2 separate regions of the Homo sapiens genome follow, and region 2 is linked to region 1. A link is an interaction called in ENCODE POLR2A ChIA-PET data of the cell type or tissue named here. Cell type or tissue: B cell. All regions are shown on one strand.

The links. Peaks named below come from ENCODE experiments on the same cell type or tissue, not always from the same donor. Only the 100,000 strongest peaks of a DNase experiment are listed, where the experiment ranks them.
Region 2: POLR2A ChIA-PET joins it to region 1 with 8 read pairs; 2 of 35 experiments call an interaction of 5 or more read pairs at or near these places.

What each region holds. Positions count from the first base shown.
Region 1 is chr1:230,288,881-230,293,880 of GRCh38, reverse strand. No RefSeq gene overlaps it. Among named protein-coding and RNA genes, the nearest start is that of PGBD5, 130 kb to the left of the region's middle. In B cell, no CTCF peak of the experiment used is centred here; DNase peaks (open chromatin) are centred at 875, 2,050 and 3,490; H3K4me3 peaks cover 1,208 bases; H3K27ac peaks cover 2,614 bases.
Region 2 is chr1:230,089,938-230,094,937 of GRCh38, reverse strand. The region is part of intron 1 of GALNT2 (polypeptide N-acetylgalactosaminyltransferase 2); the gene reads right to left. Among named protein-coding and RNA genes, the nearest start is that of GALNT2, 25 kb to the right of the region's middle. In B cell, no CTCF peak of the experiment used is centred here; no DNase peak of the experiment used is centred here.

The DNA of each region.
Region 1 (5,000 bases):
GAGCAATTCTATGGTCATCCTGCCCTCTCCAAAGAGCAGGCTTTCCCATGGGGAGACACTACAGATTCTCACATGAATGACGTCCCTGTCTGCTGCCTCTTGCGTGCTCCTTGCCATAAAGTCTTTCCACAAACGATGGTTGGAAAGACCTAGACTTTGAAGAGGCCAGCATAGTCCCTGCAGAAGGAGGAGAGAGGCAGGTTGACACAGGCCTCCTGGTATGAAAGTTCCTGGGATCTGTCTCCTTCCACAATGACAGCACCACAGCAAATCCAGCATCCTCAGGCCGAGAGGGTGATGGGGCTGGCGTCCATTCTCGGGCTTAGCTTCTCCTTTCTCTCCAGCTGCGTTCAGCTGCTCACTGATGCCCATCTGCTGGTTCCCCCTGTTCACTGACTCCTCTGCCTCAAATCCCACGTCCTGGGTGCTCAGAGCCTCCCAGGCTGAATGCCAGTGTGTCCCAGCCTGGATGCCAGCGTGCACGTGGTTTAATCCTGAGGGCAGTGAACATCTGTGTGTTTTCCTAACAGGAGGATGCCTTCATACAAAGCTCTCAGGGAAAAGCATTGACAAGCTTATTGGAGGGGGCTCTTCATCTCCAGGATGGCAGTGTGACCCACCCGAAGAGTCCAGCCAGGCATCGGGAGCACAGGTGCCTTCCACTAGAGCATGCTGCCTGATCCACACACGGACACGGGTGCATCTGGCTCTCTGGGTCTCTGCCTTCTCTTGCTGCCTGTGAGGCCATCATCTGATTCTCAGGGCAGTGCAGGGTTAGTTAGTAGTGGATGAGTCAAGTTAATGAAGCTTAATAATCAGGTTAATGAACTGTGGCTCTCCCCTCTGGGAGACACATATTGTAGCAGCAGCCGCCACAGGACAAGTGATTTTAATAACACCACAGGTGGCGTGCTAGCAGGACAGGTGTGGACACGCTGAGAGAGGCTTTTCAAAATCTCTCCATTTCATTGCCCAGGCAACAGCTCTTGGAAAGGCCGCTGACATGCAGGCTGTGTCCATGAGCTTTCCCATCCGCTCCTTGCTCTAAGGGTGTCTCCCATGGACACGTCAGAGAGGCCCTCCCTAGAATAATGCACCCCTGAGACGGCCTCACGATTTGGATTTGCTGCCTCTGGGACTAACTTGGCTAAAATTAAAACAAAAACAAAAACAAACAAAGAAAAAATGTGTTTGGGGAGAAAACATCTGAATTTTTAGAGCAAGAGAAGGAGAGAGAGGAAGGGAAAGAGAGAGGCAGGTTGAGAGAGAGAGGGAGGGAGGGAGAAAGAGAGAGAGGGAGAGGGAAAGAGAGAGGGAGCAGGAAAGAGAGGTTGAGAGAGAGAGAGGAGGGAAAGAGAGAGGCAGGTTGAGAGAGAGAGAGGAGGGAAAGAGAGAGGCAGGTTGAGAGAGAGAGGGAGGGAGAAGGAAAGAGAGAGAGGTGGAGAGGGCAAGAGCCTGCGAGAGGCAATTAATGACAGTCAGTCAGGTATGTGAGACCCAAGCTGCCAGCCTGAGCTTCTCTTCTCCCAGAACGGCCATTATGAAAAGGGGCTTTTGACAGACAAGAGCGCCCATCACTCTGGCAGCTGTGCCCCGGCCCCCTCTCCGACCTCGCCTCGCCGGGATGCGGTGTCCTTCTCAGGAGCCCTGCTATCCCTGGCAGCAGGAAGAGGACATGGTGGACATTTCCTGATTCTATTCACCTGACGTGGCTAGAGCCCCAAGAACCTATTTCCTCCCTTTCCTCACCTGCTTGGAGCATCCAAGGGCACAGGAATAGGGGACCTGAGGTCACGCTGTCATTCGAATCCAAGGGAGAGTGTGAGGAGCCGGGCGGCAGAGCAGCACCCCAGGGTGAGGGGCAGAGAACAGCCACCGTAGAGGAGGACCTGCCACTCCCCGCTTCACCACTTGCCCCCTCACCGGTCCCCCATTCACGGCTCCCCGCCTCACCGCTCCCCACCTCACCGCTCCCTCCTTCACCGCTCCCCACCTCACCGCTCCCCCCACACCGCTTCCCTCCCTCACCGCTCCCCCCTCCCCCTCACCGTCACTGCTCCCCACTTCACCACTCCCCACTTCACCGCTCCCCCCAGGGAGCTGGCCCTATACCCAGCCGCTTCCTTAAAGAGTTAGCACAAACAAAGCAATTAAGTGTCTGAAATTCTTCAAAAGGAAGAACTTGTACTAAGATGATTTCTTCCTTTTTTTACACACAGGGTCTCACTCTTTCACTTAGGCTGGAGTGCAGTGGCACAGTCACAGCTCACTGCAGCCTCCAACTCCTAGGCTCAAGCGATCCTCCCACCTCAGCCACCCAAGTAGCTGGGACCACAGGTGCACACCACCACACCTGGCTAATTTTTTAATTTTTTGTAGCAACAGGGTCTCACTATGTTGTCAAGGCTGGTCTCCAACTCCTGGGCTCAAGTCATCTTCCCGCCTCAGCCTCCCAAAGTGCTGGGATTATAGATGTGAGCTACTGCCCCAGGCCTAAAATGATTCCTTAAACACACTTCTTAGTTCTATTTCCTGGCCTTTCAGGTGAGGTGGAAAAGGGTGGCCCAGACTATCATTTTATTCATCACCCAAATCTTTCATCCAGGAGAAGAAGAACAGAGAGGTTAGAGGGCTGTGTTTAGGTGGGTTACATGCAGACCTGTTTCTAAAGTGCAGAGAGGGAGCTGGCAGCCTCAGCCCCAAGCTCAGCATCCATGAGGGATTCTACTTTCTGGGTAACTGTGCAGATCAAGGCCTGATTCTTCACCTCCATGAGCTCTCACTGTCTGCATTTGAATACTCTCTGCAACCCTTATTCATTTTGTTACCTACTTTGATTTTTAGAATGTCTGTCACTCAAAGTCCTCTGAACTAAAAAATTCCAAATTGAAACTACGAGGTGCAGATCCATGGTATTAAACCCCTTCAAGCAGCAGAAGGGGGAATGGTTTTCTGACGAAGCAGGTCATGGTAGAGGGGGAGTGAGAGAATCTCACCACCCCAAGGCTCTAACTTTGTGAATTTCTTTTCTTTTTTCTTTTCTTTTTTTTCTTTTTTTTTTTTTTTGAGACAGAGTCTTGCTCTGTTGCTCAGGCTAGAGTGCAGTGGCGCGATCTCGGCTCACTGCAAGCTCCGCCTCCCAGGTTCACGCCATTCTCCTGCCTCAGCCTCCTGAGTAGCTGGGACTACAGGCACCTGCTACCATGCCCGGCTAATTTTTTTGTATTTTTAATAGAGATGGGGTTTCACCGTGTTAGCCAGGATGGTCTCGATCTCCTGACTTCGTGATCCACCCGCCTCGGCCTCCCAAAGTGCTGGGATTACAGGCGTGAGCCACCGCGCCCGGCCAACTTTGTGAATTTCATTTCCCCATTTAACTGAGGAGGAAGCTGAGCACAGAGAACGGAGATGGTGAGACTGAGGTCATGTAACAGGGTCCACATCCGAGCCATGAAGCATCCAAGGGCACAGGAATAGCGGACCTGAGGCCATGAACCAAGCAGTCCGGCCCCAGAACCACAACCTGAGCCCTACCCACTACCGCTTCTCCAGGCCGCCATGCAACTCAGTAATAACCCTTTGGTATGAAGTGTGGGCAATCCCTATTGTCTAAACTAGCCACGGCCTGAACTAAGTGCCTTGTGCCTCCTCAAAGTGTGGTTCCCAGGCCAGCAGCATCAGCATCACCTAGGAGTCATTAGAACTATAAACTTCCACCAGGCACAGTGGCTCATGCCTGTAATCCCAACACTTTGGGAGGCCAAGGTGGGTGATTACTTGAGACTAGGAGTTTGAGACCACCCTGGGCAACATAGTGAAACCCAGTGTCTACAATAAATACAAAAAATTAGCCAGGCATGGTGTTGTGTGCCTGTAGTCCCAAGCTACCCGGGAGGCTGAGGTGGGTAGATTGCTCAAGCCTGGGAGTTCAAGGCTGGAGTGAGCTATGATTGACACCACTGCATTCCAGTGTGGGTGACTCTGTCTCTAAAAAAAAATGAAGATGAGGGCAGGCATGGTGGCTCATGCCTGTAATCCCAGCACTTTGGGAGGCCGAGGCGGATGGATCACCTGTGGTCAGGAGTTCGAGACCAGCCTGGCTAACATGGTGAAACCCCATCTCTACTAAAATACAAAAATTAGCTGGGCATGGTGGTGGGTGCCTATAATCCCAGCTACTCTGGAGGCTGAGGCATGAGAATCACTTGAACCTAGGCGGCAGAGGTTGCAGTGAGCCGAGATCACACCACTGCACTCCAGCCTGGACAAGAGGGAAACTCCATCTCAAAAAGAAAGAAAGAAAGAAAAAAAAATGAAGAAGGAGAAGAAGAAGGAGTAGAAAAGAAAGAGAAGAAATATGAATTCTCAAATCCCACCCCAGTCCTGCCGAATCAGGAACTTGGGGACTGGGCCCCGGGACTCGGTTTTAACAAGCTCTCCTGGAGACTCTGCTGTGCACTGAGGTTGGGGAAGCGCTGGTTTGGTTTCCAACCCAGCTGTACTTTCTGAGCCTCTGGGGAGCTTTGCAAACACAGCTGACCTTAGCTCCAGGGACTGCAGGATTGCATTGTTGTTGTTTCACTCCCAAGGTAATTGGAATATGCAGCAAGGTTTGAGAAGCACAAGTGTCATACAAAGAACAGGGCTTTGAAGTTTGAGAGCTGGGTTCAAATTCCTGTTCTGACATGACTCACATATGCCTTAAGCTTTCTAAGTCCTACTTGGTCCGTCTGTTGAAAGGTGGAAGTGAGCCCTGAATGAGAAGCTGGCATCATTTCTGGAGCATGGCAGGTGCCCAGTGAACATTAGCTCTCATCTTCTAAGCTCCCAGCACAAGCATGGCCCCCCAGCTGATGCCAGAACACATGTTGGGAGTGTCGGAAGGAGGACCCAGGTGAGGGGAGCATGTCATGGGATGGGACCTTAGAAGCCCTGTCCAGTGCTGAAAGCTGACCATATGGACACACAAGTGTGTACCCTGTGCCGTGAGGTTTGGAGCT
Region 2 (5,000 bases), 200 kb after region 1:
CTCAGTAGGAGCTACGGCACATCTAACACAGGGAAGGCGAGGTATCGGAATCCGCTTCCTGTCTCTACGTGGGGAGATCATCCTCTTTGCAGACGTGTGGGAAGGATTAGGCAAAACAACACACAAGGGACCTAAGAAGATTCAAGGTAAGTGCCCCCACAACCTCTCTGTTTTCTCCCTTCCCCAAACTGTCTGGCTCTGTTTCTCTTGTAATAGTTTTAATTCTACTACATACACCCTTTTTTAATATCAGCTGTCCAGATGTGTTGGGAAAGCATATGGTGTTTTTGTTTTTGTTTGAGACGGAGTTTCATTCTTGTTGCCCAGGCTGGAGTGCAGTGATGCAGTCTCAGCTCACTGCAACCTCCGCCTCCCGGGTTCAAGTGATTCTCCTGCCTCAGCCTCCCAAGTAGCTGGGATTACAGGTGCCTGCTACCACGCCTGGCTAATTTTTTTGTATTTTTAGTAGAGAGGGGGGTTTCACTATGTTGGCCAGGCTGGTCTCAAACTCCTGAGCTCAGGTAATCCACCCGCCTCCCACCCGCCTCGACCTCCCAAAGTGCTGGGATTACAGGCATGAGCTGCCACCCCGGCCGAAAGCATATGTTCTTAAATATATAAAAATAAGGCCAGGCATGGTGGCTCATGCCTGTAATCCCAGCATTTTAAGAGGCCAAGGTGGGAGGATCACTTGAAGCCAGGAGTTTGACACCACCCTGAGCAACATAGCAAAACCCAATCTCTACCAAAAAAAAAAAAAAAAAAAAAAAAAAATTAGCCAGCATGGTGGCACACACCTGTATTCTTAGCTACTCAGGATGCTGAGGCAGGAGGATTGCTTGAGCCCAGGAGATCGAGGTTGCAGTGATGTTTGTGCCACTGCATTCCAGCCTGGGCAACAGAGCGAGACCCTATCTCAAACACACACACACAGGTGGACGAAACAGTATTATTACCCTCATTTAAGAAGGGATGAAGCTAAGGCTTAGAGAGATTAAGTACTGTCATGTGTTGCTTAATGACAGGGATACCTTCTGAGAAATGTGCCCTTAGGTGATTTCATTATTGTGGCAACATGATAGCATGCACTTACACAAAACGAGGTGGTATAGCCTACTACACACCTAGGCTGCAAACCTGGACTGCTTGTTACTGTACTGAATACTGTATGCAACTATAACATAATAGTATTTGTGTATCTAAACACAGAGGTACAGTAAAAATACAGTATATAATCTTATGAGACCACCATTGGGTATTCGATCTGTCATTGGCTAAAATGTCATCATGCTGAGCTTGACCGTACCTTGCCCACATGTGCAAGGCCAGTAAACGGCCCAGGGTGGATTCACAGCACTTATGAAAACCTTCCCCGTAACAACCACTCTGTGCTGCCTCCCAGGAGTGAAGCAGCAGGAAGCCCAGGGAACACAGCCCGCAGCCGATCTAGTTTTACCCTTGGCCAGGTCAGGACTGCAGAAAGCTAGCTACAGTCCATCGTTTTCTCCTAGAATTGCCTTTACACAACTGTGATCTAATGCTCCTCCTTCTGCTTCAGGTTTGATTTAAATAAACGGCCACGTGTGCATCTCTGCTTTTGGTTTCTGTTATTTCTCCCCCTGACGGACACTATTATCATGTTCAGTGCCCTTTAAGTTAATATCCACTAGATTCTTATCAAGCTTGAAGGCTAAGAAAATGTTTCTCTCTCTCAAGAAAATGTTTCATTGTATTATCAAATGAGAACTATGCAACCCAACATGCTTCCTTTCTTGCTTTGGCTACCAAGATACAATTGCACGTTCAACTGAAGGAGCTCCCCTTGGCTTAGTGTCAGTAGACGTAAGCTGAAATGTATAGGGGGACTAGAGCACAATCGGCCAGCACTTTGGGTTTCAGGTTCTTGACCTATAGATGGGGGTAACATACCTGCCACGCAGGATTATGCTGAGCATTAAACTAAACACAGATGGCAAACACCTAGCCAGGATCCGGCTCCATGGGGGTGGGTGTTCAGTGTTAATTCTCCTTCATTCTTTAATTCTCCATCCACTTCTTTTTTCCTTCACCTTTTTATCCCTCATCCCCTCTACCCCCTAAATTTGACCCCAGATTTTTAAACTCTTATTTTAATGAATCTGTGCTTACACATAATATACTTTCTCTTATAAGCGGCCTCGAATCTTTTTAGAGATATATGTTGCTTAAACACGTAATAGCCATGCTCTACAAGTTAAAGGAATACTGAATAATGGACACAGAATTTAGAGATAAGGTTTAGAAATGTCACCCTTGGCCAGGTGCGGTGGCTCACACCTGTAATCCCAGCACTTTGGGAGGCCGAGGCAGGCAGATCACCTGAGGTCAGGAGTTCGAGATCAGCCTGGCCAACATGGTGAAACCCCATCTCTACTAAAAATACAAAAACTAGCCAGGCTTGGTGGCGCGTGCCTGTAATCCCAGCTACTTAGGAGGCTGAGGCAGAAGAATCATTTGAACCCGGGAGGCAGAGGTTGCAGTGAGGTCATGCAAGACCCCAGCTCAAAAAAAAAAACCAAAAACAAAAGAATTGTCACCCTCTACTATAAAGCCAAAAGAGCCAACAAAATGAATGACATTAGCCATCTGTGGTGATCTTTCCAGGAAAGAACTCAAGTCTGATGATTTAGAAAGTAGCTAATGAGAGGAGTTATGTCTCAAATTACATAGACGAGCCTAACGAAAATCAGAAAGATCAGTGCAAAAAAAAAAAAAAAAAAAACTAAAGGAATATAAGGTGAACTGTAATCCAATTAAATATAATACGTCTATCTCATGAAATCATTTTGCTGACTGATTACTAAAGAATGTTGAAAGTCAGATGTATTAGTCAGGATCCAATTAGAACGCAGAAACTACATAAGCTTTTTGAACAGAAGGGCTTTAATATAAATTGTTAACTGGGTAGAAAGTCAGTAACCAGGTAACTGGGTAGAAAAAGGAAAATTCTAGATATCAGGGAAGTAGCAACGACAGGAAGCAGCCACCACCCCTAGGCCTGAGGGAACCGGTTAGACTTAACCTTAGAAGCGTAGCCAAAGGGCCCTGAGGTAGAGACTTCCTTGGAGGAGTGGTGGGATCTGCAGGGAGTGTGGACGATGAGGCTGGCTGGCCAGTGCTGGGATAACTGAAGACTGAATTCAACAGCTACAGCTGGGGCAACAGGAAGCCAACAGGAAGGACCAAAGCCCCATCTTGCTGGTGCTTCTACCGCCTCCTGCTGATGGAGGTGGCCCGGAAGCCACTGGCAAAGCAGCTGGGATGTGCGGTCCTAGCTCCAACACTGCAGAACAGAGCACAGAGTCTGGAGCTGAAACAATAATTTCATAAATTACATGTTGGGATTTTTGAAAAATCAATCTCCATCACTACCCTAAGGAGAGGGTATTGATTCTATACACAGAAAGATCCCCAGAACGAGAAGGCCGATGCATCAAGATTCCTCAGACAGATGGAAATAGGCCAATAGAAAAGGTGGCCGATAGAAAATAGATAGAAATAGGCCGATAGAAAAGGTTTGCTGAGGACCGGGCACAATGGCTCACACCTGTAATCCCAGCACTTTGGGAGGCCAAGGTGGCCGTATCACAAGGTCAGGAGATCAAGACCATCCTGGCCAACACGGTGAAACCCTGTCTCTACTAAAAAAAAAAAAAATACAAAAAATTAGTATGTGGTGACACACACCTGTAATCCCAGCTACTTGGGAGGCTGAGGCAGGAGAATAGATTGAACCCAGGAGGCGGAGGCTGCAGTGAGCTGAGATCGTGCCACTGTACTCCAGCCTGGGCAACAGAGATTCCGTCTCAAAAAAAAAAAGAAAGAAAGAAACAAACAAAAGAAAAGGTCTGCGGAGTACACACACCCCAGGAGTGCTGGCTTTCTCAGCGAGGCACAGTTCTCATCAATTAATGAACTGTCATTCTTAGCAGTATCTTACAATTCTGATGCATGTAAACCCCAATCCCCCATTGATAACTCCTAGATGGAACTAATAACATTGAGTTTCCAAACCTATAAAACCAAGAGTGATGCCTTAGACCCATGATCATTCTCTCTCTCAAAGCTAAGTCTGAGATAGCCCAAGGGTCTCTCTCTTACTTTAACTCATATTTAATTACCTGTGATTTACACACTAGAAAATAAGATCTTTTGAAGAAAATAATAAGCTTCAACTATTTCTGCAAACGTGTTACACATACACAACCGCACAGAAAAACACAGATAGAAACCTTCAACTTCTTCCTGGATCAACTTACCACATTCCTAAGTTCTGACCAGCTTATTTGCCAACAGAAAATTCGAGTCCAGGAACTTTGGGAACCTCAGAAGCACCAGCCCTCCCCACCCCTCCTTCCCTTCCCATTCTTCACCTCCACACACACAACCGTTATTTCTCCTAAGAGTTAACTACAGAGACAGCAGGACACCAGTTCTGGTAGCAGGTCCACCACCTTCACACGGCATTTGCAGAGGCTGTGGAGGGGCAGCAGGCTCTGCTGTGTGCAATGCTTCATATCACCCACCCACCCCACTTCAGACTGGAAGACACGGTTATGTTTATTTTCCCCCAGAAGATAAGTGACTCACAGGCAGTTTGACAACAAATGTCAAGGTCCTTCAACCACAGAAAGTTCCCAGCATTTCCAATCAGTTGGGACATAATCCAGAAGAGGTTGCCTGGGATTATTTTTCCTTGGAAATTACATTCATTCTATCTTGGTGACAGACACCCACATATGGGGTCAAACTTTCCCTCATCCAAAAAAAAGATGATAATCAAAATCACAAGATACCACTTCATATCCATTAGGATGGCTACTATCAAACAACAGAAAATAACAAGTATTGGTGAGGATGTGGAGAAACTGGAACCCTTGTGTACAGTTGGTGGGAATGTAAAATTGGTGTAGTCACTGTGGAAAGCAGTATGGAGGTTCCTCAGTATATTAAAAAACAGA